Linked DNA regions of Homo sapiens: region 2 is linked to region 1. A link is a loop called in an ENCODE intact Hi-C map of the cell type or tissue named here. Cell type or tissue: dorsolateral prefrontal cortex. All regions are shown on one strand. Links, peaks and the distances in the headings refer to the core of each region. The heading gives the core; the rest is flanking DNA.

The links. A loop is a pair of places that touch in the nucleus more often than their neighbours do. Peaks named below come from ENCODE experiments on the same cell type or tissue, not always from the same donor. Only the 100,000 strongest peaks of a DNase experiment are listed, where the experiment ranks them.
Region 2: a loop joins it to region 1, with 4 times the contacts of the local background. A loop is called at or near these places in 3 of 110 quality-filtered maps.

The regions. Positions count from the first base shown.
Region 1 is chr14:79,806,348-79,814,696 of GRCh38, reverse strand. All of the region lies in intron 20 of NRXN3 (neurexin 3), which reads right to left. Among named protein-coding and RNA genes, the nearest start is that of NRXN3-AS3, 180 kb to the right of the region's middle. In dorsolateral prefrontal cortex, for the core only: a CTCF peak has its summit at 4,333 (motif pointing left); no DNase peak of the experiment used is centred there; H3K27ac peaks cover 1,424 bases.
Region 2 is chr14:79,907,384-79,915,732 of GRCh38, reverse strand. All of the region lies in intron 1 of LOC105370582 (a long non-coding RNA gene), which reads left to right. Among named protein-coding and RNA genes, the nearest start is that of NRXN3-AS3, 280 kb to the right of the region's middle. In dorsolateral prefrontal cortex, for the core only: no CTCF peak of the experiment used is centred there; no DNase peak of the experiment used is centred there.

The DNA of each region.
Region 1 (8,349 bases), core at 240-8,239:
TCTGACTAGAAGACTGATAATTTATGAAAAAAACTCTTTGGAAATAAGATCTTACATGAAGTCCCTTTAACAGTAAGCCCATTTAATCATACCAAAAATAATCAACAAGGGTTTCTTATTGTCGTTGATCAGTTTGCTGTTTGAGTATAATTATCAGTAGTTTCCCACTGTAAGTTTTTCCTCCTTAAGTCAGGTAAAAAGTACAACTTATGACTTCCAGATGCAAACCAGTGATCAGCCTTATAATGTGACTGAAAGTTTGTTTTGCTTCTTTGTGAAGTTCCCTAGGGGTAAGGTTAAAAGTAGAGACAATAGGAGAGTGAGAAATAAAGGCAGAGGATTTCAAATCACATCTTACAGAGAACAGAATCACAGAACAACACCACGACAGTGGACAAGACAAGATGGCAAGACAGATGTGCCAAACAAGAGACACATGCTTGACTGCTGTGCCAAGAAAAGAAAACACAAGAACAAAACCATACAGAGATGCTGCGAGAGCAGCTCTTAGGGCTGTCATGATCCAATGGAAATAATAATAAAAACAAGGACCCATGAAATTATAACTACAAAAGAATGTAATTCCCACAACTCATACACTGGACTTGCTGGGTTAGCCTAGATGTGTCACTTGGATGAAACACAAGATGGTGTCATGCACTTGTGATGGAGGCCATGGTTAGTTGATGCGCTACAAAACTTGTCACGGCATGCCACACAATGATCCTGGGCTTGTCCAGACAGAAATAAAAGATACAACAAATATTCTATATCTGCAATAAAATTCTTTTTATGCCATCTGAAATTTGTGGAGAGGGGTGTGTTTCTCTGTCATTTCTATGTGTTTTTCTTTTATTTTTTTCTGACTCTTATCTTTTCAATTAATTACATTGTCATAAAGGGGAAAGTAAAGGCAAGTGGTCCATGCAGATATGGGGGTAAATCAAAAGGAAAGAAACGGAAATTAAAAGGAAAAATATGCATAGAAGGAGGAAGAGGAAAACACAGTATTCATTCTTTTGTACACAACTTTCTTGGATTTCGTTGGGGTTTGTTTTGTTTTGAGATAAATACTGGAGGGATATGCTGAAAGGGGAGGAATTTGAGATTAGGATGGCAAGAAAAGATTTTTTTGCCTTGTTTGATTTGTATATCTATATATCTCTCAGTATTTGAAAATAATGATTATAGTTACTCATAAAAGTATAGCAATGAGTTAAAAATAGCCATAATGATCAAAATAGTAAATATGAAAACAAAATAAATTGAACCACCAAAAATTCATGCGGCACAAGATGAGGTGAAACAACAAAATGTTCTTCAAATATATACAAGGTATATATCTATTTATATATATACACAGGAATGTGCATATACGGATAGATATATCTGTATAATTTTTTCTTTCCACCCCTCCCAAGGATAACTGAATTATGGAGTCAGCATTATAATTATGATAAAGAAATCTTAAAGAAAAATCAACATGCTTTGTTTGCCAAGTTAAAACAGTATCATGCATGTCTATGTTGGCTGATGCTGGTTAAGAATGATGGTGTGAATTTCTGTGTAAACACATGACTGATGGTAGGGGCTGTTAATCTCTGGTTACATTAGTCTAATATCACTTATACTGTGTCTACATATATATGGAGTGACAGGCAGTATATTATTTGCATATGTGCATATCATATATATATATATACACACAGTACATATACTTGGGGCTTATGGAAGAAAAATGTAGAATAAAAAGAATAAATCCCATAAAAACTTCTCTTTTAAAACCCAATCCCTCTTTATTTATTTTTGGGGGACTTGCTTAATGATGTCATTAAGCTCACTCCTTATGTACCACTTGCATTGGCATTTGGAATCAGGAAGTTCTCATGAGTTCAGATTGAAATTCTCCCTTCAACATGTCCATCCTTTACCCTATTACCTAAAAACGGTGTGGCCTTTGACCATACTGTATATGTGAAGTCCCCAAAAGAGTGTTGCTTTTTTTCTTTACTGAGCTGTACTAATTCCAAAAGAGTGTTGCTTTTTTACTTTACTGAACTGTACTAATTCTTCAATCGTAATAAATGAGAATTCTGTGTCACCAAACTAAAATACAGAAGAATGCTCCTTGGGGTTAGTTGAATCTGTCACTGCTTGGCATCATCTTGTGTGATTTTTTTTTTCTTGCATATCCCTGATAAGGTATGCTGTTCACTGAATTGGAGTGCTCCAACATCCTTAGGGTGCTGATAATATCGTGGGCATTTCCATTCATTGTCCTCATTGTTTCTTCCCTTCCTTTTATTCCTCTTATTATATCTGCCTTTCCTAATAAACTGAACTTCTGGAAGCGATATTTCTGAAGCAAAATACTTTTGTTTTCCCAGCACCTATTCTAGTGCCTACATGTAATAGTTACTCAAAAGTGTTACATATAGAAGAGATTTATCAAACTTTCAGATAGAAGTATATACACTCATACATTGATTTTATGGATTCCCCTGCCTCGCTCTCCAACCTACTAAAAAATCTTGGGTAATGGAGTTGGATAGAATTTTTTTCATTTTTTTATTATTAAATATATTTGTTATGAAATCCACAATAGTCGATCTATGGGCCACATATATTATGCACACTATTCCTCAGCCTAAAGTGCAAGAGCTAATTAGTAGATCTTTCCTATTCTTATATTTCTGTTCTTACCCTAATTTTCAAAGCATTTCACCATTAAGGATTTTAAAAGCACATAGTTACTGCAATGGTTTAAAAAATAACTTGGGTTGGGTTGGGGCTGTTATAAAAAAGTGACATAACTGGCCGGGCGCGGTGGCTCACGGCTGTAATCCCAGCACTGTGGGAGGCTGAGGTGGGTGGATCACGAGGTCAGGAGATTGAGACCATCCTGGCTAACATGGTGAAAACCCGTCTCTACTAAAAATAGAAAAAAATTAGCCGGGCGTGGTGGCGGGCGTCTGTAGTCCCAGCTACTCAGGAGACTGAGGCAGGACAATGGCGTGAACCCACGAGGCGGAGCTTGCAGTGAGCCGAGATCATGCCATTGCACTCCAGCCTGGGCGACAGAGTGACACTCCATCTCAAAAAAAAAAAAAAAAAAGAAAAAAGAAAAAAGAAAAGAAAGTGAAATAACTTGGTGGGTTAACAAAGACAAAAACTGTATCATTAATCTGGAACATTATACTCCCATGAACATACTATATTCATTTATAGATCAATGAAGGCGGTTGAAAAATGGATATGATTTAGCCTAGACCTAAGTATGTGAACAACTATTTGCTTTTGTGAGCATTAGACATGTATTGTAACTCAAATTTTAAAATGACTGATGTCCACAGCCAATAATAATGAATTAAATTAAGTAATTTTCTATCGATATACAGTTCTCTTTCCAAAGCTAAAATGCTTATCTTAGATTATTTCCATTATCTCTTTGGTCAAAGTGTTTAAGTGGATCTGAGCCTTTTATCAGAATTTATAGCATTTACAGACCATTGAATTTATAGATCTGTCATACTCCAACATTCCTATGAGATTTTACTTGGACATTTATTTTTGTACTATATTCTGAATAGCCATTGACTAATGAAATTTTAACATGATTCTATTTGCTAATGAGTTTTCATATAGAAAAATCTAAAGTGAATAAATAGTTAAATAAAATTGACTTATTTGTAATAAAAACATACAGGTTGCTAACTTCAAACTTGACAAAGACACAAATGACAAAACGTATCTCTATAAGATTTCAAACATCATATTTAAGGCCAACAATCAGCACATTTACTTGTTATCTATAAATTCTGGTATAAACTTCTCTTGATCCTTCACTGGAAAATTATTATTATCTATTAACATTTCAGCTGCATTTTCTACCATGTTCCAGCAAATAAAAAGTAAAATGATTTGGTGAGCTTTTAGTAACTCAGTGCCAGATTTTCAGATGATACTTTCCCGAGGCATCTCAGACTGATAAAGATTAAGAATCCAGTTCCACCTGGAAAATACTAGATGTGATCTTGGTGTTATGCCAAATTTAAATTTCACTCAGCTTGGGTTGTATATTATAGTAGGGCTAACAAAGAGGAACTAAGTAGCAGTAACACCGAAATGCAAATGTGAATATTGTAGATTTGAGGAGTAAAAATATACCTGAGAACCACTCTGGGAATAGCAATTATTTTGTCATCTCATATTACTGCCATTAGTTTAAACATCTCCTTCCCAACCATTATGAAAGCTGCTTAGCACAGTCTTATTGATGGATGGATGTGTTTCATCTTCACTTCCTTTTACTGTCTGCCCTCTGGTGGAAGTGCTGTCCCTTGAGATTTGATCAAAGGACATTTAAGAAAAGTGAAGGCAGAAAAACTAGCTACTTGACAAACTGAAAAATATACCCCTGGATAACGACTGGATGAATCAATGTGGTTAAGTATTGCCATGCCCACTTATTAGGTATAAAAGTATTACTTTTTTTTTTCGCTCTGCTCTGTGGCCTCCTGCCCCCAAGACTTTTAGAATCTTGAAACTATAAAAATGTAAAATCCAGGAAGTTGATCATATCTAATTATACAAAAGCTCATCCAAGAATACATTTGTTTTCACTATTACTCTATTTCCAAAGATGGGAATTCTAGGGATAGCAGCAGGGGTAAGGGAAAGAGAAGAAATGGGAAGTGAATTGTATTATTTTCTCTGAATTTCAGAATTCATTCCCACATTTTAGATTACAAATGTGAATTTACTAATGATCTTAATTGCTATTTGGCTTCCATAATCTCATGAGGGTATCCTTTTCCTAGGGGTTATTTGAATGCTCTCCAGCTCATCCGTTTTTCTTCTTGGATTCAAAGAGAAAAAGGACAATGAAATATGAATTTACTGCACAATTTAAGATTAATAGAAGTGCAGTTGGGAATGAAACAGTTTATATGCAAAGAACGAATCTAAAGTATTAGATACTGATTTGTTTTGTGAAGAACACAATTAACATTTACAAATCGAGTTAAAATCCAGACCCTCGCCTCTAGATAGCTATTCAGATACACTTCTGAATATCTTCATTTGATGCAGATGGTTTTATTATAACTTTATTGTTTAAAGGTTCAATTCTGGGTTCTTGAAGCAAATATTCAGAAAATGTGATTGTATCTGTGACTTATAAAATAATCTAGTTCCCAGAAAAAGGTAGGGATAGGAAAAAGCAGAGAATAACTTTGTTAAAAAAAAATGTAGGTTTTGGCCAGGCACAGTGGCTTATGCTTGTAATCCCAGCACTTTGGGAGACTGAAGTGGATGGATCACTTGAGCCCAGGAGTTTGAGACCAGCCTGGCCAACATGGCGAAACCCTGTCTCTACCAAAAATACAAAAGTTAGCCAGTCTTGTTACCCAGTCTCAAAATAAAGAAATAAAAATTCTAAAACAAATTTGTTAAAAATATAGATTTTGTCAGGGCAGCCCTATTATATGAAATCATAAATTTTAAATGAGTCAATAGGTTTAATTTTAGCTGTTAAAGGGGAAATGAAGTTAGAGATATAAAGTTCTGTTTCAAACTAATTTAGTCGACAAATCCTAATTGAGCTTTTACTTTATGCCTTGCTCTCATGATTTGGGATTTCTTTAAATTTCTCTACATATTTACCAGCAAAAATATACCGTGAAAACTTGACTTCCATTGGATTTGCAAGGTTTCTAGACTCCTATTGACCAAACTCCAAAAATATTTACCTTGTTCCTAAATATAATAAGATTAAGCTATACCAAACCGTGGTGACCCTTAAGCACAAAAGTAAGTTCTGAGAGTGAAAGGCGATTGCTTATAACTAACTCAAAACCAGCAGTTTAAAAATCCAATGTGATTTGAAGAAAAAATAAATTATTTCATTTAAAATTTGATGCTCATATGAAAATAAAAATTGAATTATAGCACACACTAAACTACCCAAATTTATGAAAAGTGAGAGCTTCAAATGGATGTAAATTAATCAGGAAATAACCTGTAGAAGTTAAATGCCTCATAAACGGAGACAGCTAGAAAATAATAAACTCGCTGGCAAAGTGAAAGAAGATAAAGTAGTAAGTATGATAGAACAAGGCCAAGGAAGTTAGCCAAATTTAGTGTATTTCCATCAAGCAAAAGGCCTGGAAAAATGTTTTAGAAATGGAGGCAGTGAATTAGGGTGTTCAAAACCAGAATTTTAATCTTAGTGGTAATGTAGAATTGCAAGATTGGCAATTTATGTCAAAGATGTGTAAATGTCACCATTATCTGTTGCTGCATGGGCAGTAGGTCCCTTCTCTTTAGGCAGTGCAAATCTTGCCCAAGAAACTGATTTCTGATTTTAATCTGTATTGTTTTTGGAAAATGTGAAGCCTGAGATACATACATACATACATACATATATATATATATATATATTTTTTTTTTTTTTTTAATTGAGAGAGAGTCTCACTCTGTTGCCCAAGCTGGAGAGCAGTGGCATGATCTTGGCTCCCTGCAACCTCTGCCTCCCGGGTTCAAGCACTTCTCTACCTCAGCCTCCCGAGTAGCTGGGACTACAGGCGCCTGCCACCACGCCTGGCTAATTTTTTGTATTATTAGTAGAGACGGGGTTTCACCCTCTTGGCCAGGCTGGTCTTGAACTTCTGAGGAGATATTTCTTATGTAATGAAAAAGAGGGCTTGATAGCTCTAAGCAGGTAATCCCCATTAGTGGAAATCAGGTCCTCTGGGCAAACCTCTTCTCTCTCTGCATTACTAGGAATATCTACCTACTTCTTGTATTAAATATACCACTGACGTATTTCCCTGTATATCCAAATCACTCACCAGGAATACTTTATGGAGTAAATAAAATTAGAAAAATGCAATGCTCATTCTTCAAATGTGATGAGTTGAATAATCACAGGTGGAGGAAATCAATATCAGCCTCCTAGAGCTACATGTTCACTCTTTAAAGGTAGGGGTTCTGTCACTCACTTTATCTCCTCTCATGCTCCCTTACAGAACACAACAGATTGTTCTAAAAACTGTATCTCCCCACCCACCCCATGTTATTCAAGAAATGTTGGTGTTGAATTTCTGTCCTCTGCTTCTGAATCAGAGAAAATACCTGCGTGGCCTCTAGAAAACAAATGGATTTAGTTTGGGGCCATTCAGGTTTACGCTATTCAAGTCTCATAACAAATAGCAATATATACCCATAAACTGGGGAGCTACAGAGCTAGAGAATCTGAAGCTGAGATCTGGAAAAGCCCACTGCCTTATTATGAATGTTGCTGTGGAGATGACTTTCTGAGGCAGGGTGAGTAGTTGAGGAAAGATGGTGATAATATTTCAGAATGACCAAGCCTCAATTTTGATAAGCCTTAAAATCTACAGATTTGATAAACATTGCTGCATATAGAGATATCACTGCTAAGAAAGGAAGAAAAACATTTGGGAGGTCAAAGCGAGAGGATTTCTTGAGGCCTGGAACTCGAGACCAGCCTGAGCAACATGGTGAGAACCGCATTTGTACACAAAATAAAACAAATTAGCTGGCATAGTGGTGCATGTAGTTCTAGCTACTTGGGAAGCTCAGGCAGGAGGACCACTTGAGCCCGGGAGTTTAAGGCTGCAGCGAGCTATAAACACGCCACTGCACTCCAGCCTAGGTGACAGAGTGAGACCCTATCTCAAAAAAAAAAAAAAAAAAAAAAAAAAAAAAAAATATATATATATATATATATATATAAAATTAAAGCCTAGATTTCTTAAAGGGTTTGCCACAAAACAAGCTAATTTAATGTACGTATTGAGGATTGTGACCTATTAATATATGAACCCTTAATATCTAGCACATGCTTAACATATACAGTTGACTCTCAAAAATATCTGTTGAATTGAATTACGCGAGGAGTTAGATAGCAAAACTATTCTATTCTCTGACAGCTAATTTCTTAAAAAAAAAAAACAGAATAGGAAGGACTCAAATCTAGAGATATATTGTATCCTGCCTGAGTGCTCAAAAATATTTATTGAATGAATGAATGAATAAATTAATGAAAACATGGCACCCAAGTTCTGGTATAGTTCGGATGTATCTGCCCTTTTAGGGTTAAAACCTCACATAGCACATACAGATTATTACCTAAAAATATGAAAAAGAAAGCCCTGACCAGATCACATTTACTTTCCCTCCACACAGCTGAGCTCCCAATGGAACAGATTACACTCCAGAATGGAAGCCCTATCATATTAATGATGTGTCCCTGTGTCATACTAAGGGTATGAACCCACAGAACTTCCTGGATCCAATTCCACTTGCAAGAAACCAAAGCAGTCA
Region 2 (8,349 bases), core at 23-8,022, 100 kb before region 1:
AGAAGCTTCCAATTGTAATAATAATAATAAAAAGATCCTACCTCAATTGGGCCATATTTAACCTGGAAATGGAATGGAACAGAAAGCCAGATTGCTTTGTAATTGACAGCTTTGTCTCCCAGCAGATGGCTGTAATCTCCCGAATGTGCCAAACACAGACTCTAGGATTTTTGAGTTTGTAGAGAAAACAGAAAGGACAAATATTTATTGCAATTACAACATTTGTGCATTGGATATAGTTTCACAGCCTTTTAATCCTCCTTGATTAGAAAATACAGGGTGACTTTTTTTTTCCTTGCCAGTTGAAGTTTATCAACACTTTAAAAAACATTTCAAATTTTAATAAACATAAAAGTAGGTCATACAGAAACAGGTCTCTTTTTAGTTTACTTCCTGGTAAATCTATACATCAGCCCATTTAGAGAGTTTGAATCAACATGTTATAGCTCCCAGTCAGAGCTGCAGCATCCAAATTCAAATGGTGGTGTAATCAACTCTAGATTTGTCTGAGGAAATGATCCAGGTTTCAATTTTATTTTTCTTCCCACTGATCACTGCTGGTTAGTTCTTGTCAAGAAGGTCAGTTGGGGATCTCTCGAGTGATTTACATAATTAGGTTCTCTGTGTAGTCTATGGAAATTACTTCTGGGGCAACCGGAGCCACATTTGATCAATCCCATCAGATTATGTCTACCTCCATTGTTAGCAAATCATTAGTTAGTATCTGCATTATGATCATCCTGAAAAGCACTGAGCTAGTTTCGGCAGTAAATTTTAATTCAAATGTAAGTTCCTGGAACTGAAATCAAGGTTTTCCTGTAGCTTTTGGGTAATGGGTATAAATATCAGAAACAGCACAGGTAAATGTGAGTTCAAGTCACACCTCTTCCACTTTAGGTTTTGCTGTCTTTGGCAAGCCAATTAACATGTCTTGGATGAGTTCCTGACTTGTCAATTCTAAGCACTGAAGACTATTATGAGGATTGAGTGAGATGAGTGTATGAAATGAGATCTAAACTGTAAAGCAACCTACATTTGTAAAACAGCTACCAGTAGGTAGTTCCAGGTAGCTACCTGGGAAAATTGTATTAATTTATCAGAGCTTGGTGAGCTCCAACATGATTTATACGCACTAATAGTGACATTTGCATCCTACTTTTCCATGATATGCATCTTAAATTCCAAATTCTAGTTTTCATTACAATTTTATCAAAGCTTCAGCCTCTTTACACATTTTTTTGCCAAATCAATCTAATGCTTATAACTTATTTCACTCATTTAAAAAACATTTATAAAATGCAAAATATCCAACATTTTACTGGAAATTTCATACAACAATGAAATGCACCTCAAGTCGTTCTTTCTCCAGCTGACTTGAAATCTGGTACTTTTTATAATTTCCACAGTTTGCAATCTGGAGCTACTAAAACTAGATTTGTCCTCATGAATGACAGCACTTAACATACTTGAATGTGGCCAATGTTTCCACACCAAGTCTTCTTCTTCTCAGGCTCACTATTCAATAATTACACATTTCCCAAAGGACAAAAAGCCAGACTCCTTAATATTAACATTTAAGCCTTCTCTGTTTCTTAATTTGTCTCAATCTCTCTTTTCAGTTGTACTTTCTATCCCCTCAGAACTCTTCCTATCCCACCACCACACTAACCTCAATTCCAGCTTATAGAAACATTGGTATTTCTTGCAACATACCTAACTTTTATGCCTCCATGTTCCTCATCCATCCTCCATTCTTCTATCTCCAACTATATTTGCTTGGAAAACATGTGTTCAAAATCCCAGAACTACCTTAAACATCTCCTCCTCAGAGATGCCTTCACTGATCTCCCATCAAAGTCATTTTCTCCTTGATGTTACCACTGAACTATGCCACTTTAGCATCAAGCTCATCACACTGACTTGCCCTCATTTTCTTTGTGGCCAACTCCCCTATCTAACGATGAGGTCTATTATGTCCAGGAACTATTTTTCTTTGTTCTTTCAGAGTTTCATATGGTTTTTCATCCCTCTTAAGTAGTCAATGCTGTTTGTGGAATAAATGGAAGGAAAGATTTAATGAAGGAAGAAACTGGGGCCTAATTTCATAGTTGGTGGGGAATCACTAAAGGTATTAATTAAAAATACCTTCTTGAAAGAAGTAAAGAGTTGCGCTTTAGGGTGGCTAACCTGTTGGTTATAGGGAGAAGGGCTGAGGGCAAAGTGGGATAAAGAAAAAGAAGGCAGGAAGGTTAAGTGAGCTGCTACAATAGTCCAAGGATGAAGTAAAAAAGAGTTAAAACAATTAAATGGAGTATGAATAGGAGAAATTGTGAGATATTAAGGAGCTGACTGTACCTGTCAATAAAGACATTTTTAAATGTTTTTCTTTTCTTTATAGCACATGGTAAAATTGGATTTCCTTTGGCACCTTTGAAGTTAACGGCTACTTGATTACATTTGGCTAGTGAAGTATGACTAGGAGTGTGTGTGCTACATCCAAATAGAAGCTCTAGTAACTAGTACATAATCTGCTGCATTCTGATTTTAATGCCTCGGTGATTATGAATTCATGTGTCAAGGTGGAACCTCTGTCAGCTCTGTTCCCTGATGGACTATGAAGTTTTCCTGCCAACTGTATCAGACATGTAGTATGAGTGAGAAGTTAACTTTTGTATATCAAAGTACTGAAATTGGGTACTTGTTACTGCAGCAAAACCTAGCTTATACTGACTTGTTAGGATTCCACAACTGATGGAGGAGGGCATGCAGAAAACATTAAAATTTATCATGCAAGAATATAAATATGTTAGCATGAGTGAGTGACACGCTGCTATGTAAGGTTGTTCTTAATGTACACTTCACAACTGCAAGGTTTCTATTTAAATCACAGTCTATCTGAATTGTGGGCCCTAGATGTCCTGATGTACACAGTAGTCCTGGGAATGATTCATTAAGAAAAAATAAATTATTGTTTACTGCCTCCCAAATGATATTTTGAGTGCTGGAGATACAAAGACAAAATAGAGTTGATTGCTGTCTGTGATACAGTCAGAAGCCAGCACAATGTGGCAGGTCTGATATAGGCACTGTGTACAGATAGAGGAAAAAGCAACAAGTTCTGTTAGTTGTAGTTGAGCTGAGGTTTAAGGATAATTTAGAATTGTTTATGCAGAAGAGTGTCAGTCATTTTAAGCAGAAGATACAGAGAAGAAAAAGTATATGACACATTGGAGAAATAGCAACTGATCCATGTGGCTGTGACTTAGGTATGAATTTTGGAGGTATGTGGAAATGGTAGAAAAAAAGTGTGGAAAGTTAAGTTGGGGGTCACTTAGGAAAATTAAACATTCTGCTGATGATTTAGGCTTTATTTCTGGGACAAGTGTCCTGGAGGCTTTTTGATCAGATAAGCATTATATTTAAGTTTTATTTTGAAAAAAATTAATATGACATTTTTATCATATCATTGATAGAAATAAGGATATTAGATCAAAAGTGGAAGCTCATGTATTTAGCTTGTGATCTTTGATTAGTTTTGGTTTTATTTGAAAGATTATTTGCAAAAAAAATAAAAAATAAACTCAAGAGAGAGAGCTTATTTAGTTAGTACTGATTCCGAGAATGAATCCAACTCTATTATTGGTGCTACTTTGAAATTTTATCATGTTGAGCTTATCTTTTGAAAAACATGGGCCATGATTTAAAAGTTGCAAAACTTTTATGTCATCCAAAGACTGCTTGTGTTGTAATGGGATGTGATATGTAATCATGCAGGGCCGTAACACCACCACCCAGGGCCAGAGAAGTTTTTGAGAACTTGTAAAAAGCAGAAGTCACCCAATTATAATCTGAATTTACCATTCCTCTGGAGAGCAAAGTTCAGTTGGATGAGCTCTGTGTCTCGTCTTTTTTTGTTTTATTTGGCTTTTAGGTCTTCCCTATAGTGACATTTACGATGATAGATTGCTACCTGTATCATGGACAATGATTTCTGGTTAATGTTTGGCAGTTCAGGTATTACTCTAAAATGCTGGTGTCTAGATCTGCTACATCATCAGAATGTGAAATAAGACCTTTAGGCAACTTTCCCATGATGAAATTATTGCTTTTAGTCCTGTGCAGCCTGTTACTCTATTTATAAGCTTTTCAGCTATATCATTCTGTGTTAACAGTTTTAACTATCCAATATTTCCTCTGCTTTGTCATCACATAGATAAAAATTGGACAAGAAGAAATGTCCCAGTGGTGGTGCAAATGACCATCACAGTAGCACAGCTGGTCCCTGAAAATTCTCATCTGACTATGCACATCCACTAAACTTTAAAGGCTTTACACATTGGTGAGGAACTCATGAAAATACAGCCATCAGAGAGATGGGAAAATTAGAGAGTTATAAATGGCCTGCTGAGACATGGATGTCAATGTAGCTGCCAGGTGTTGGCATACCCAAAGTCAAAGGAGAGCTTGATTTGAATTTTAATTTGAGGAGAAAGCATGATAGTTATTGCCTACCCAAAGATCATTGTCCCAGGGACTCTAAGAAATCTCTTCTAAATGAAGAAATATCTAGGCTAGGAAATCAAGTGCCTAGCATAAGGAGTCGCTCAATTAATATTAGCTATTAACATTACTAGTCCACTGAACTGAGAAATAAATTTAAATTTTCAAGTTGAACTTAAAATCAAGTACTCCGTTGGCTTTTGAACTAATTAACCTATAGCCTATCATTCAGGTTATATATTTTTTTCTTAATCCTGAGAGAGTTAAAGTGCAATTTGAACATTCCCCAACTCCTCGATAATGCTGGAGGTGGCAAAATGGAACCACTGATATCTGATAATATGTGCTCCCCACCATGTTCAGTAGGGGTATTTTTTTAAAATATGACTTAACTAAAAGTACCTCTGGAACTGTGATACCAAATCTCCTCATAATGAAATTAACCATTTTGCAACCTTTAAGAATAACTATAGTTACAGTTTTAGGAAGATGCAGCATGTTCCAGATACTTCTCGAGGTTTCTTCCTTATAAATATCATCTCATTTGAAATTCTTAGCAGACCTATGAGGTTGGTATTCTTTTTGTTTGTTTGTTTGTTTTGTTTCATATGAGATTCAGAAACTGGCTCCCACACGCAGTCAGTAATCAGTGAGCTGTGATTTGAACCTAGACTGAATCTGAATCACTGCATTTTTAATCACTATAATCATGGCCTTCTCACTAGTGTAAGTCCAGTGTGAGTTTTATTTCTCTCTATGCATTATTCTATGCATCAAAAGCCTTCACAAATATGATTCCTTAGACTGTCTGAATGATTGAGTGAACCTCAATGCAAGGATTTTTAGGTTTCTCTGAAATACCCTTTCTCTGATAAATCTCTCAAAGGGAATAGTCCAAGGATAATAAATCGAGGCATCTTGGGGACTCATGGGAATTTACCTCTGTGATTGATGGAATGATCTGGCTGTCACCTGCATGCATAGTAAATAAAGCCATGGAAATGCATGAGATTGCCACGTGAAAATTGACATTGGTTTGTTCATTTTCTTAGGGGAAGAATACAATTGAAAAGAAGGGAGCTGAGGGGGACCATAAGAATGATTGATAGAAAGATACAGAGTTTAGATTAGGAAACTAGAAAAGAGAATGGAAGGTTTTATTATTATTATATTACTATTTCTCCAAAGTATGCCAGTACCCTTTTCTCAATGTGCTCACGATGTATATTGCACTCTGCTAGGCACCAAGGAAAAGGAGACAGAGAAGGGAGAGAGAGAGGAAGAAAAAGAGACAGATGTACTCTCTGCCCATAAGGAGCTAATGATTTAATTAATGGATAGAAAATTAATTTGCACTGAGTTGAAGGGCATGAAGATGAACAGCATAGGCACATGTTTATCACCCAAGGCCATTTTTGCTGATTATTTCATATCATTTGTCTCTAAGTAAATGGGCCTTCTAAGGAAGAAAAGCCAAGCTCTCTGGATCACAAAAGGCTAAGCAGGATATGAAATGCAATGTGTCAAAGGTATTCAGGCAAAGCATTCTTTAATATACAAATGAAAGAAAACCAAAAGGCAAAAGATTATCTTTCATTATCTGGGGAAGAAAAGCAGATAATTAATGATCAAAGTGGCAGAGACCCTTCGTGCCTTCATTTACCTCAGATTTTAATAAGGGAATAATTTTAAAAACTGATAACTAAAGAGAGATGTTCACCTGGGGTTATTTAAATGTGGCTTTCTCAGCCTTATATTTTACCTCAAAAATGTACTTACTCTTAATTTATATGTAATATAAATTGCAGACATTCTAGTGAGTCTGAGATGATTATCAAGTTGCCTTTCAGGCAGGGAAGAGGTTGGCCAACTCTTTAGAAATTGTCCATCCTGGGAAATATGGTGAAACCTCATCTCTACAAAAAATACAAAACTTGGCGGGGCATGGTGGCATGCACCTGTAGTACCAGCTACTCAGGAACCTAAGGTAGAAGGATCGCCTGAGCACAAGGATGTGGAGATTGCAGTGGACCTCAATCACTCCACAGCACTCCAGCTTGAGTGACAGTGAGATTCTGTCTCAAACAACAAAATAAATTGTTCAGGTATCAACATCCAAACCACAGTTCCATGGAAATGATAATGGAATAGAGTAAGCATTATATAATGAAGAAATACCAGGAGATAAACAGTTCAAAAAGGGAAAGAAAAATATTATCTCTAAAATTCAAGGAAACAGGAGGACAGCAATTTCTAACAACCATGGGTTTGGACCTCTATAAAAAAATTGTGAATATTCCCCTTAAGACACTTTACACTAGAGAGAATTGTGTTTTCAGTAAAGTCTTTTCTAATTAAGTGTTCTGTATCTGACTGTAGGGTGTGGAATTAGCTATGTCTTTGACTCTCAAGTCTTTTCCAGCATTTAATTCCAGTTGGAAAATTTTAGTGTGAAACCACACTTCTAAAGTCTTAGCTGTTGAGAACTTGAAAACGACTGTGGGCTTAGCATCTCCTCTGAAAATACTTCTTTTTTCCCAGAGCAGTTCCAAGGGAATGACTGGACTCAGGGCCTACATTTCACATGGTAGGCATTCAATAAATGTGTGCTGAGTATTTTTAAATGAATAAACCCTAACCACAATTAGAGAATATCTCCCTTACTGAACCTCCCTAATATAAAATCTGTCCCTGCAGTCTATATGACAATGCATAGGTTCAGAATTCAGGTTTAGAATTCTGTTAGTGACTAAGCCCTTAGCCATTTAGTCACAATTCATATATTCACTTGAGTTTTGGACAAATAATGACTGCCACTTGGGTTTAATGATAGTTTCACCTTGAAGTTTTCAGAAGAAAAAGGTCCCCTAAGCATAAAACAATGTTCCCCCTGGATTATGATGATCATCTGAAAACAGAAGATGAAAAGGGAAGATTCTAGAGTAGTATGAGCTATTGGTCAGACATCAATACACAGCTCTTCCTTTGTGGACACAGGATATCACAGAGACCATTCAAATTAGGTTAGGATGCTGTAACCCCAGAAGGTTGCCTCTGTGGGCAAACAGAGGTGATATTTTACTATATACATTTCTGCCCAGAGAAAGCGTCAAAGATTTCTCATACACTGGGCCAAATGAAGGCTTTAAAATCTTGCTAAGAAGTATTTTACATCTGGACTAATGTTTTCCATTAACCATTAAAGACTGGATATGTAAATTGTCTTTTCATAGCTAAGGTTTAAAATTCCCTTGTATACTCCATAGTGTCCTTTAAAAAATTATTTCTAAATTAGTGTCAGTTACATGTCTTGATTTAAAGGTATTAGTAAAAACAAAATACAAAAACCAAAAAACTAAAGAACTTCGTTTGAAAAGGAAGAATGACCAAAGACACAATGACTTGAAATCAACCTCAATCCAGTTAATTCTTAGGTTTTCTTCAATAAGACAATGATTCAAAGTGAAATGAGCAAAACCCTTGATTAATCACAGATTCTATCATAATGTCCAGAAATCTTTAAAATGGGGGCAAAATTATATTTTAGGAGCTTAAAATTTAAATGCATATATAAAAACAGCCCTATTTTACATATGAGCAAATCGTAGTTATGTGCATAGTGCATAGTGCACAAATAAAATTCATTCCTTGATTGGTTAAAAGCCTCAGCATATCAGTGAGAATGGTTGTTCTATTACAATTCAAGGAAAAAAAAATCTGAAGTTAAAGTTCCTCTAGTTGAGTAACTTTAATAACAATATATGCAACCAGAGGAAGCAAAGACCTTAAAGTTTGGTTACCCGTTTCGGCTTTGTGTTAATGTAGTTTTTTACATTTTGCTTTTGTTTT